Linked DNA regions of Mus musculus: region 1 is linked to region 2. A link is a contact called in ENCODE Hi-C or POLR2A ChIA-PET data. All regions are on one chromosome and are shown on one strand. Each heading gives the region's core, a stretch centred on a gene start or an enhancer-like site at or near the end of the contact. The rest is flanking DNA. Distances are from core to core; before and after follow the strand shown.

What was found. A loop is a pair of places that touch in the nucleus more often than their neighbours do. ChIA-PET counts read pairs that join two places held with the same protein, here RNA polymerase II (POLR2A).
Region 1: a map of heart shows a loop between it and region 2 (3-fold over the local background). The contact joins the promoter of Jak2 here to the promoter of Ric1 in region 2. A Hi-C loop is called at or near these places in 1 of 37 maps with a recorded cell type or tissue (heart). POLR2A ChIA-PET finds 5 or more read pairs at or near these places in 1 of 5 experiments (Patski).

Annotation. Positions count from the first base shown.
Region 1 is chr19:29,249,326-29,255,372 of GRCm38, forward strand. It overlaps Jak2 (Janus kinase 2), which reads left to right and starts at 2,478. Exons shown (of 25, transcript NM_008413.4): 1 at 2,478-2,793; 2 at 3,112-3,194.
Region 2 is chr19:29,520,033-29,526,031 of GRCm38, forward strand. Ric1 (RAB6A GEF complex partner 1) reads left to right here and starts at 2,250. Exons shown (of 26, transcript NM_001081319.1): 1 at 2,250-2,634. The coding sequence starts at 2,491. It overlaps A930007I19Rik (RIKEN cDNA A930007I19 gene), which reads right to left and starts at 1,955. Exons shown (of 4, transcript NR_015567.3): 1 at 1,858-1,955; 2 at 816-937.

The sequences.
Region 1 (6,047 bases), core at 1,228-3,727, 270 kb before region 2:
GCTTTAAAATACTTCCTATCCAATCTTCAAAATGTCTCTTTAAGTATGATGATGCTATTATACTCAATCCTCGTATTCTGATGAGAAGGATATATTTTTCATTACATGGATAAACAGGAAGCTTAGGAAATTGAAGTGACTGTCTTGGTAAAAGCCTTGATTGAAACCTGGGCCACCTAGCTTCTACTGCATAACTTCTTTTTTAGGACTGTCTACTTTATGTGTATAGTGTTTTGCCTGGACATATGTGTAATACATGTATGCTCAGTATCCAAGGTCAGAAGGAGGCCTGGGATTCAGTTCCAGGAGACTGAGATCCTAAATTACAGATGGTTGTGAGATACCACGTGGGTGCTGGGAACACTTGGCCATGAATTTTCCAACCTAGGCTTGCTTTGTTTATTTGAAACCAAGTCTTGCTATGTAGCCCAAGCTGGCCTGGAACTCAGAACCTTCTTGCCCCAGCCTCCTGAGTGTGGTATCACTTATGGCTGGCTTTATAGCACAACAGCCTAAGAACTATACAAAGATATAGAACACAAGGGCTGATCTCACACAGCGATACAGTCTTGTTACTGTTTGCCTATGGAAGGCAGCTCTGCTACCACAGAGAAAGGACAGAATCTTGCCTCCTGTCTCTACACCCAGTGCCACAGCAGACAACTAGCTATTGACTTTTATTTTTCCAGTCTGGCCATGCTAAACGTCCTAAATCTAAATGTCTTATCTTCCACCCCATACTTGTTTGTGCAGAGTTTCTGAAGGTCATAAAAGATTTTGTCCGATTCCTCAGAACTCTCCCTTATCTTTATTAGAGAATGCAGGAACTCTGTGAAAAGATTAACAGGTGGAACAAATCTCTAGCTTATGCCTCTACTAGGAATCGCATCTAGTGCTGGAAAGCATTCTACTACAGAGTGAAGAGAGATCAACATTCAAGACTATCATTGGCTCACTCTTACCTCACCGAGAATGATTTTCACTGTAAATGAGAATGAACAAGTTACTCAGTTTTCCTGTGTGGGTTGACAAAGGACTTAAATCCTATAAGCTTACTGTTAATCATCTATTTTTTTCTTGCCCACCTTATCTTTAGCTTTGGTGACATTTACTTAAAAGAAACCATGCATTGTGTAGTGGCCCACACCTTTGATCTCGGCATTCCCCAGGCAGGTAGGAGGATTTCTGTGAGTTCCAGGCTCACAGACTCAAAAATAAAGGAAAAAACAAAAAAAACAATAGATGTAAGATCTGAATAACAGCATCCGTCACGTATATAAGGGGACGTGGGTGTTGTGAATGCTTCATTTCGGTTGACAAACCTGGGGCTAAGAGAAAAAATAAGAAGCCCTATACAGAATGACCCCAGTTATTTCTTTGTCTTCTTATTTAGCCCCTTTCCTTTTACTGTCTTCCATTGAGGGTTCTTTCTTGGTCCTTAAAACACATTCCCTTTTCAGAATCCTTTTCATTGTTAGCTTCTTTCTTGAAACCAGATAGTTCCAGGACTGGATCGTTCTCATCCTTCACATTTCTGCTCAAATGCCACTCTAAGAGGTCTTTTCTGGTCATCTCAAAATAACATCTCCACTCACCTTTGTGTGTGTGTGTGTACCCGTTACTGGCAATCACACACAAAGAGCAGTGCAGATTTAAAGCCTCTTTTCTGGCTTCTATGAGAATAGCACATGCAGAATGGGTGCTGCCTTCGTCTCCTCTCCTGGGAGCCCTTGCCTAGCAGGGAACAAATTCTTGAATGAATGAACGTGGCTCTTTGGGACCCTATACGTCGTTTCTTCTTCCAAGCGGTCCCTTCGCAGAAGTGGTGGTTAACTGAAGTCAGGTACTTGGGTCTCAGCGCCCGGTCCACGGTGCCACGTCCCCTGGGCCGAGCGCTTAGGGCAGGGAGCCGCCTGTGGAAACGAAAGCAGGAAGGGGAAAGTCTCCGCGGAGGCAGCGGCCGCCAATCCTATCAGCTCGGACGCAGCGGGGCCTTCCCGGCCGGGCTGACTCATTCCCAGCCGTCTCCTCCGCGAGCCGAGGCCGCAAGCACGCTGCGCCAACCCGCACCCGCCCCGCTCCTCCTCCTCCTCGCGCGCTCTCGCCCGGGGGCTGCCCCGGGAATCTCCACGCGCGCCTCCGCTTCCCCGGAGCCCGCGGCCGCCTCCCCCGTCCCGGCCCAGCCCCGCAGAGCGGCCCCGCGGGCGGCGCAGGCGCAGTGGGGCGTGCCGGCCTCCGCCCCCCCGCCAACCCCCGCCGGCTTGCCCACGCCCCGCTCCGCCGCTCGGGGCCGCTTTCCCGAAGCTGCACCGCGCCGGAGCCCGCCGAGCAGGGCAGCTGAGCCGGCGTCGCGGGGCCGAGCGGAGGCGGCGTGCGGCCCCTGGAGGGCGGAGACGGGCTCGGCGCGCGGTGGGCGTGGCGTGGGCTGCAGGAAGCTGAGGCAGAGCAGAAAGGGGGCAGCAGCGGCCACCGCCGGCCTCCCGCCGCGCTGACAGGCTGGGCGGGCCCCCGCTCTGGGCGAGCTCGCGCGGCGTCGGCGCCTCGGCCGCGGCCCCGGCTCCGGAGGCGCCCGTCCGTCCCGGCGAGGGCTGCAGGCGGCTGCCGGGTCCGCCGCTGCGGGATGTGAGTGCGGGCCAAGCCCGCGCGGGAGGGCCCCCGAGGGCCCAGCCTGGCGGCCGCTCGACCCTGCGCCCGGCCCGGGGGCTCCCTAGACCTCGGCCCGCCCGACGCGTCTCGGAGGAGCGGATCCTGCGCGCCTCGGGGCGCTCCTGTGTGGCCCGACCCGTGTCGCCGGTGGGTGCAGTCCCTGGCTGCTGGATGGGGGCGGGGGGCAGCGGTTCTCCCTGCGATCCCGCCTCCTGCTTTCCCCTTAGCCCCCTGCTACTGGCAGGGAACTTCAAAGCTAGAAAACCTGCGGGTTTCCGACAGCCTAGGAAGGAGTGGCTAGCTGTTGATAAATGCATGCATCCCCTTGTGCCTTAGAACCCGACCCCCCCTCTTTCTTATTCTTCTGTACATTTTTCTAGTCATCTAAACAGCGCAGAAAAAAAAAAAGAGAGCATCTATTGGCCCTGGGTTTTTGAGTTAGTGACTTGCTGCTTCTGTTTTTAGGTTCCTGAAGCAGGCGACGGGAACAAGATGTGAACTGTTTTCCCTCCCCAGAAGAAGAGGCCCTTTTTTTCCCTCCCGCGAAGGTGGGTGTTAGCGCTCGGGGCTGCCTGGGTGCTGCAGTTAAAGACAAGGGTGTCTGAGATCTGCGAGCCAGTGCCTGCTAAGAAGGCTGGATGCTTGTGTACAACGGCAGGACTAATTGTTGCTTACTGCGAAAATGGCAGTGTTGAACTTTTCCTGTTGCTGTGGGAGAGTAATTGGGTGGTATTTATTGTGTCTCTTGGATCCTTAAAGAAGCGGTCTTTGTTGGTTTTACAGTGTGGTCTTGCAGAGGAAAACAATAAGTCGTCTCTTTCTCCCCCTTTCTCCCCAGTCTTAATTTTCAAGGAATTGAAATAACCTGTTGAGGGAACAAATTGGTTGTTTTTGCTGGGTTTCTGCTGCCACATTGAATGCTTCCTGTATTCACCTGCTTGCTTTGTTGGTTGATTGCTTTCCGGTGGTTACTAGTCTATCAGGGGAAACTCCTTTTCCCTGAATGAAAGGACCGAGCCGCTGAGTGTGTCACAGAGAGGAGGAGAAATGCGGAGAAGGGAAACAGAAGTGGGAATAAAGAAGCCGGAGGTTGCTTTTGGTTTCATAATAGGTTTGTATGAGTGAGTTGTTGGCTTACTGCAAATATTCTCATATAGTTCCCAGCGGATTTGAAAATGAATCATCAATTTCTGGTCCTCTTTCTCTATATCCTTTACCTGTTTACTGTTTACGGTTCCAGCTATTAAGATCATTTGGTTGTATGTGAGCTGGCTTGAGTGTGGGACGTCTGCAGACTGGATGTGCCCAGGACTTATCCTGAGAGTACTGAGCGGTGCTACAGGCATGAGCATTTACCTGTACAGGAGAGCTGCAGTGTGTGGAGGCTAGATAAGCACTTATGTTTATTTTGGCTTTTGTGGAGTATTGTGGAACTTGCTCTGTAGACCAGGCTAGCCTCCAACTCAGAGATTTCCCCTGCCTCTGCCTTCCAAATGCTGGGATTAAAACCACCACCCACCGGGCTTCATTTGTTTCTTTTAGTGTCTTTTCCTTTGTAATTTGAAGGTGTCTTGAGTAAGGTGTCTTGAGTGTGAAAAGTAAACATATTTTTTTTTCTCTACTTTACCCAGATAGGCTATTCTTGAAAGATGGGATCCCTTTCTGGCAAAATAGAGAAGACCATTGGCTTTGGAGTTAGATCTGAGCGTGCAGTCTTAAGTTAGGATAATGGTGTTCTTCCCATTTAACAGCAGTGTTAACTTAAAATTTACTTTCTCAGAACCTTGTGTGGGGGTCGATTGGATGCATGCAGAGCAGTAAATGGTTTGGTCGCTTCTGAACGTCTTAGCTTCTCAGAGCTGGGCAGGCAAAGGAGGTTCCTAGCTGGCCCGTGCGTAGCTGGTCAGTCCCTGGTGCGGCTTCCATAGAGCATAGAGAAACTGCATGCTAGTGTATCTACAGCCTCTGTATGGAAGGGTTTGATGCCTAAGCCCCGTGGTGCTGCCCCCTGGTGGTTAAGATGCGCAAAGACTTGTCCTTTGCTCCTCCCCCATTACACTGTTTTTCCTTTTTAGGCTCCCTCGCTTAGTTCTTAGTTTCCCAAACTGTGTCAGGTGTTAGAGCACCAGGGAAGGCTGGCTCTCACCACTTAACCTGAGGTAGTTTCAGAGGTAGGAAGTTCCATCCGTTCCTATGGGGGTGTGTGTCTTTGTAAAGCTGTATCTTCAGAGTTTACTGTATGAAAAGCTGCTATTTAGTGTATGACAGTGTGGAACAAGAAATGACAATGTGGCAGTGCTTAGGATGATACCAAGGGGCTGAGGAATTGTCAGAATCAGAGCAGCACCAGACCCCCCAAGAGTATTAATGCTAAGTTGTTTGACCCAACAAGGAGTATTTCCTTGGTTTAAAAATAATAAATAAATTGCTAACTTTCAGGATTCCTCAAGTGGAGATAGTCTGGGAACATTTTCATTTGGTTGCAGCTGGCTTTTCTGATAACAGTTTTCAATGCAAAGCCTTAGTTCATAATGGCATAATGTCCTGCTTCTAATAATGCCTGTATGACGTCTGCTAGGTTCTTCTAAGAATGCCTGCATGCTGTCTGTGAGGTTCATTCACATTGTAATTACTCCTCTTGTGTACCTGCCTCTCTGGACACTTCATAGTTTTTATTTTCTTCTGCACAGGGCTCTTACCACTACATTTTTTGATAATCTTTTTGTCCCAAATGAAAACTGATATTTTATACTACTGCTGTAATTTGGATCTTGAATGTCCCTGAAAGGCTTTTGTGCCAGAGCTTTTGTTGTCTGAGATACTAAGATGCCAACTTCTCTTCTGCTTCCCTGCTGCCATGGCAACCAGGCCTTTCTTATTTTAATAATACTTTGCTGGCTAGAAAGACAGTGTTGAGCCCTCTACATTTCCCCACCATTTCATAGAGCAGGAATAGTTTATCTGAGTTGTAAAGGCCCCTAGACAAGACACTGCTTCAATGTCCGTGCTCAATCGCTCTGTTTGTATTTCCTGGGTCGCCATAGGAGAGACTTGACAGCATTACTTAAGAGCCTCCTTTCCCACTGTTCAATCGCATTTTTCCTCACTCCAGGCTAAGTCCTTTCTGACAGTTGCCCCAAAGCCTTATTAGGCCTTTACTTGACTTCCTCAAGGAAGACTTTGGGTGGGTTCGCATCTCTTTCCAGCTACTACAGAACGGTCCCTTTATCCAGTGGGTCTTAGAATTACATACAGGATTTACTGAAATATATATTGTTGCATTCTGTCTCCAGAGTTTGTGTTTCAGTAAGTCCGGAGTGGAACCTGTACATTTGCATTTCTTACTTGTTTTCCAAGGACCACCACACTGTGAAAATCACTGATTTAAATTGGTTGGCAAA
Region 2 (5,999 bases), core at 1,000-3,499:
AGAAATGGATGTGCCAGCGAAAGCAAGAACAAACAGGAAGGGGGCAAAAGCTGCTTTCTTCCTGCATACAGGTTGCCAGCAGAAGCTGTGGCCCAGAGTCTCACCTCAGAACATTGAGATTAGAAGTGTGTCTTCTTCCCACTGCCAATGACTTAATTCATAAACAAAACCAAAATCCCTCACATGTGTACCTAGCCACTTTGGTTCCCGATGTAGTCAAGCCGGCTACCAAGAATAGCCAAATACAATAGGTATCCATCATGCCTGGCTTATGAGGTATGATTTAAGGCTAAAACTCTGTGTCTCCTTACAAAATAATATAGGAGGGTCTGGATATCTGTCTCTTTCTCCATGCATAGACCACATAATGGCACTAGTCTTTATAGAAATTGTATCAACTTATCCTCCAATACATGGTTTATAGAGGTACTTGTTTCCATGCACCCTGATCAAGAGTACTCTTGTAATAAAAAAGTTAAGTCTGATAGAACCAAATATGTACCTACTTTTACCAGTTTACGTGAGGTTCAAAGTCATCCAGAGAGTTTGGCTGGAGTGGTGATGGAGGGAGAAAGTGGTGATGGGGGGGGGGTACGGGGGGACAGAAGATTTGAGCACTGGAATTGTTAGCACATTTCACAATGTTAAAGTATGATCTTTGAACCTCAGGTCGGTCTATATTATATAACGTTTCAGTCACAGTGGGTAACACTTAGGGAGATTTACAGTGAGATATTTTACCCATCACTCCCAAGTGAGAAAGGACCAGAGGGTCTCCTCCTCCTGTCCATGTTCAGGCCACTCTCACACTTCACCTTGAGCTGGTCTAAAGACTGCTGGGTCCTTGGAAGGGAGAGCAGTTTTTCTTAGGCCATGTGACCTTGGGCATATCCAGCACTTTAACTAGCGATGATCCAGCACCATCATCTGTGGTTTTCTGTGGAATTAAATCAAAGCATCCTCTTAATTTTTTTGTAGACCTTAGCTGCTACAAAAGATCACAGGAGGAGAATCCCACCCAGAAGCTCACCAGTAAGTGAGGTCAAAAAAAAAAACAATTAAAAATTACTTAGAAACATCTACACTGCCCATGATTGCAGACACACTGGTGAGGCACATGAACACACTGAAGTAGAGGTAGAGCAAACATTCTCAATGGAATTGCAGCACATTTTCACTTCCTCTGCCACGTGTACAACTCTGTCTGAAAAGTACTAGACAACGAAGTTCTTCTATGATTTTATATTGGCAAGGCAGAGACCTCTCTGGACCTCTTGATTTATCCAGCGGGTGTAACTCGGATCATCAAGATTCCGTCCACACAGATGAAAATCTGAAAAATAGTTTTCAGGTCTGCTCTGCTTAAAATATCCCAGGAATGCTGTGTTGGCCTGTGGGACACACCAGGACAGAGATTCTAGGAGATCCTCTGGAAACAAAAGGCTAGTGAGCTGGGACTTTAGTCAACGTCTTCGAAAAGCAAGCGTTAGAACAATTACGGAAAGTTACATTGTTATTAAAATCCGGATTGTTACTTTGTTGTTACTTTTAAACTTTGAAAGAGTTACAAAAAGCTGCAGCTATTTTTAAGGTTCCAGGTCCAAAAGTTGAGCACCCCTTCATTCCTCCCAACCCCCAAATTAAAAACATCAATACGGTATCTCCAGTCTGGATCAACACAAAACCTAAGTCCATTTCTTTTCCTGAACAGTTTACTGGGGCTGCAAAAGACCCCATCTGGCTTCGCCTAGCATTAATAACTAAACAGGCAGACAAGACTGAAGCACTTTAGTGACTGAATAAAGAGCCTGCCTAGAATGTAAGCTCTGTACGGCCAGGGACATCACCAGCTCTCACTTTAAACCGCAGCACACAAAGGATTTGTGGGTACAGACTCGAACCCCAAGCCTTGGAGTCGCAGAGACCCAGCTCCAAGCGCAGCCCGGGAGTCACGTGACGCGCGCTCCGCTCGCCCCGCCCCCTTCAACCCCGGAGGTCGCGCCAATCCAGGGATCGTGCAAGTGGGCCCGGCCGCTCCGATTGTCACTGACTGAGCCTGTCGCCTCATCCCGGTCCCCAGCTCCACGCGCCAGGTCGCCAGCCAGCAAGGCGTCCCGAGCCCTCGACGTCCTGCCCCGCGGCCTGCGTTCTGACGCGGGGCGGTCCGAGGGAGCCGGGCGGAGCCTCCCCGCGCCGTGCGGCGTGCTGACGCGAGCGGCGAGCGGGGCGGGCCGGCCTCGGCTCCTCCCGCCGCGGGCCCACTGGCCGCCCGCCTCCCCCACCCTCGGCCGGTCAGCGTCCCAGACTGCGTCGCGCAGCATCGCGTCGGCCCGGCCCGGCCCGGCCCCCGGGCAGATGCCCCGAGTTGCCGCTGTCGCCGCCGCCGACTCGGCCGGTGGCGGTGTGGGAGGTGGGCGCCTGGCCCGGGGCCGCCGAGCGTGACAGACACGGCCGGGGCCGCCGGGGGGCTGTCGGGGCCGCGCGCGGACCATGTATTTCCTGAGCGGCTGGCCCAAGAGGCTGCTCTGCGCGCCGCGGAGCCCGGCCGAGGCGCCGCTCCACGTCCAGTCTGACCCTCGGAGAGCGTTCTTCGCCGTGCTGGCCCCGGCCCGCCTCAGCATCTGGTACAGCCGAGTAAGTAGGCGCCGGCGTCCCGACTTCCCCCGAGCGGCCCCTGTCCGGTCCCGACTTCCCCAGAGAGGCCCGGATCTAGTCCCGATTCTCCCCGAGCGACCCTGGCCCCGTCCCGACTCCCTCCGAACGACCACCGTCCGGTCCCAACTAACCCCGGGCGAACCCAGAACCATCCTGATCACCCTCCCTATAGTGACCCTGGAACTGGCGCGACTGCCGCCGAGCGACCCCGGACCGGTCCCGACTTCCCCCGAGCGACCCCGGCCAGTCCCGACTCCCTCCGAGGGAGCGACGGCGGTCCCGTCCCAACTAACTACCCCCGAGCGACCCCAGCCGGTCCCGACTTACCCCGAGCGACCCTCGCTCTCGAGTTGGAGCCGCGCGCGGACAGTCTCCACTGCACCCCAGTCCCCGCGTGGCACCCACAGCCGCGCGCCAGGCCTGGAGCTCCCTGGCGGAGCCCAGACTTGCCTGCCTCTCTGCCCCCATTGCCGCCGAGCCAATCTGTTGGAGCGTCCCCCAGCACTCCGGCAGCTGTGGCGTCCCCGCTCCCCCACCCCCCACCCCTGCTTTAAAGGTTGTTGTTTAGTGGAGTTCCGGAAAGCCTGTTGGTCTTTACCAAGTGTCAGAATTTACAGTCCTGTGGTAATTGATTTCTGAAAACTTAAAGACTTGTTGGGTTTGAGTGTAGATATCTGGTAACTTTAGCTCCGGGTCTCCCCCACACATCACGGACTCCAGTCCTTTTCTTGGCTGCTCTTGGACTCTGGAGAGCTCTGCTGGGATGGTTGGAGAGTCGGGGAGCTCACGTCTGTCCGCGCCGCACCTGGAAATTATTATTTCCAGGCTTAGAAAGAGCATGGGGTCAGAATTCTTTGCTTTCAGCCTGGCTTTTTTTTTTTTTTCCTCCCGTGCCTTGAGTTCCGAGTAGATAAGAGAATTAACTTGAAAAAGTAAGGGGTGAATGGGCTAGCCCCCGTCCGGTTTTTGTTGCTCCTGGACATCTGTAAAAATTACAGAATTCTGAGTTTTAAGATCCCCCCCCACACACTGCATTCAGAGAGACAGTACTAATTGATGTCAGAGTGGTGGTGGTCTTGAAAAGAGACTAGAGGTTGGTTGACCTTGCCCTTGCTAGATATGTGAAACACTGGTTTTGGTTTGGTTAAACCCTTTAGATCTCTGCTTATTACCATGGTGTGCTGATAATGCCCTTGATTGTCCGCACACACAGCTGTGGTAAAACCGATGCTAGAATTTAAGCAATTTAATTGGTTTCTCTTTTACTATTACATAGTTAGGCTATTTGTCACTAAGTTTTGGCTGACCTAATTTTCAGAAAGGTATGAAAACCGCAGGTTACTAAACAATTACAGCATCAGCAATGTGATACTCAGATCCGTGCTGAATTGAATTTTTAAATATGTGCGTTGTAAATGTAAGTTGGTACCTAAGTGAGATCCGTTTTCAATTTATGAGCAGTTGAACAACTTTTATGTAGTGCAACTATTTAAAGTCAATAGTTGTTTGGAAGAGCATAATTAGAAGTTGAATTTTACATTGTTTCCTAAATTTAGTAGTTTTGTTCGAATGTAACACTTTTAAAATCTAACGTTTTAATCATTTTAACCCCTAAGGATACAAATCTGATTTATGTAAGTTTAGCATGGTAGGCCAGAAGCTTGTAGGCTACCTTCTCCACACACACCCCACCCCCACCCCCACATTAAAATGAGTCTCAGTTGTCTTGTGGACATTGTGACATGGATAAAATCTGTTTGGCTTGGGAGTTAGATGTAGTGTTATGGAACTTATGCATCCTCTGTTCATTCCCTTCAAACTCCCACTCTACACACCTGAGTCTCACAAAAGTACCTTGGTTACTACTGATCTCTAGTGTGTGAAACTTAGAATTTCACACACATACAAAACAATCACACACAGGGAAAGAAAACGTTTTCAGAGGGTAGATTTCGGGGAAATATATGGGTTCAGAGGCATAAAGTGAAATCAATTTCTGGACTATGGTAGGGAGCCTACAGGGCACTCTAGGTTTAGAGTTAACCTGAAACTCTGTGCACAAGCTTTGTGATTTAGAAAATCATGCTTAAATGAGATGATTCAAAGTCTGATTATGTGGCTGAGGAGTGGGAACGGTGCCAGGCTCCACCTGCCAAGTCTCCTTCTCTTGGGATATATGCTTGTAGCTTTTCTTATCCTGTGAGAACGTTCATTTTAACTTTCTTATTTCCAAACTTTACAACACAGTGTTTAGGTTCAAAATATTAAAAGCAAAACTACCTCTAGGTAAATCAAAGAGGCTATCACTTATACCCATAATTTGGAATGAATTGGTTTAAAATACCTTCATTGAGAATATGAATGTTGATTTTATTTATTTAATTTTTAGACTATTGTGAAGTTCAAAAGGGGTTTACAGAGTTGAAGTGGTAAAAAGTTACATTAGGACATTTGAAGGCAGCGATAGTGACTCAAAAGAGAAAGAATAATTAGATTTTGTTTGTTTGAAATTTTGTTAGTACTCAATAAAGTAAACATGCATAAGAAAAGGGTAGTTTTAAAAGAGAAAACCTGCTTTGAGGAAGAAATGTGCATTTAGTCTCAACTGGTTATTTGCTTGTCCGAAAAAGTTGCTGTATGTGAAATTTTGATTACCCATTAGACTATGGGAACATTAAACTAAAATCTCTAAAAATAACAGTACATTTTATGGGTCTTCTAGTAAACTTTTTTTTTTTTTTTTTAAAGATTTATTTATTATTATATGTAAGTACACTGTAGCTGTCTTCAGACACACCAGAAGAGGGAGTCAGATCTTGTTAGGGATGGTTGTGAGCCACCATGTGGTTGCTGGGATTTGAACTCTGGACCTTCAGAAGAGCAGTCAGGTGCTCTTACCCACTGAGCCATCTCACCAGCCCCCTTTTTTTTTTTTTTTTTTTTTTTTTTTTTAAGAGTTATTTATTTTATGTGCGTGCACTGTAGCTGTCTTCGGTTACACCAGAAGAGGGCAGCAGATCTTATTACAGATGGTTGTGAGCCACCGTGTGGTTGCTGGGAATTGAACTCAGGACCTCTGGAAGAGCAGTCTGTGCTCTTAACCGCTGAGCCATCTCTCCAGCCCCCTCTAGTAAACTTTTATGAACCAGTTATAGCTACCTTTATTATGTACTAAATTGCTATTTGAAATTCCAGTGTTTTAGAGTCATATCTGTTCAGACTAATTTTCTAGACAAATTTGGAAGATACATGTGAATGCTGTTTGGTTTATGAACAAACATTTCTATAGATATCCACTTTGCTTTTTGATAATTAAAATAGCACATTTCATCACTAAATTGGGT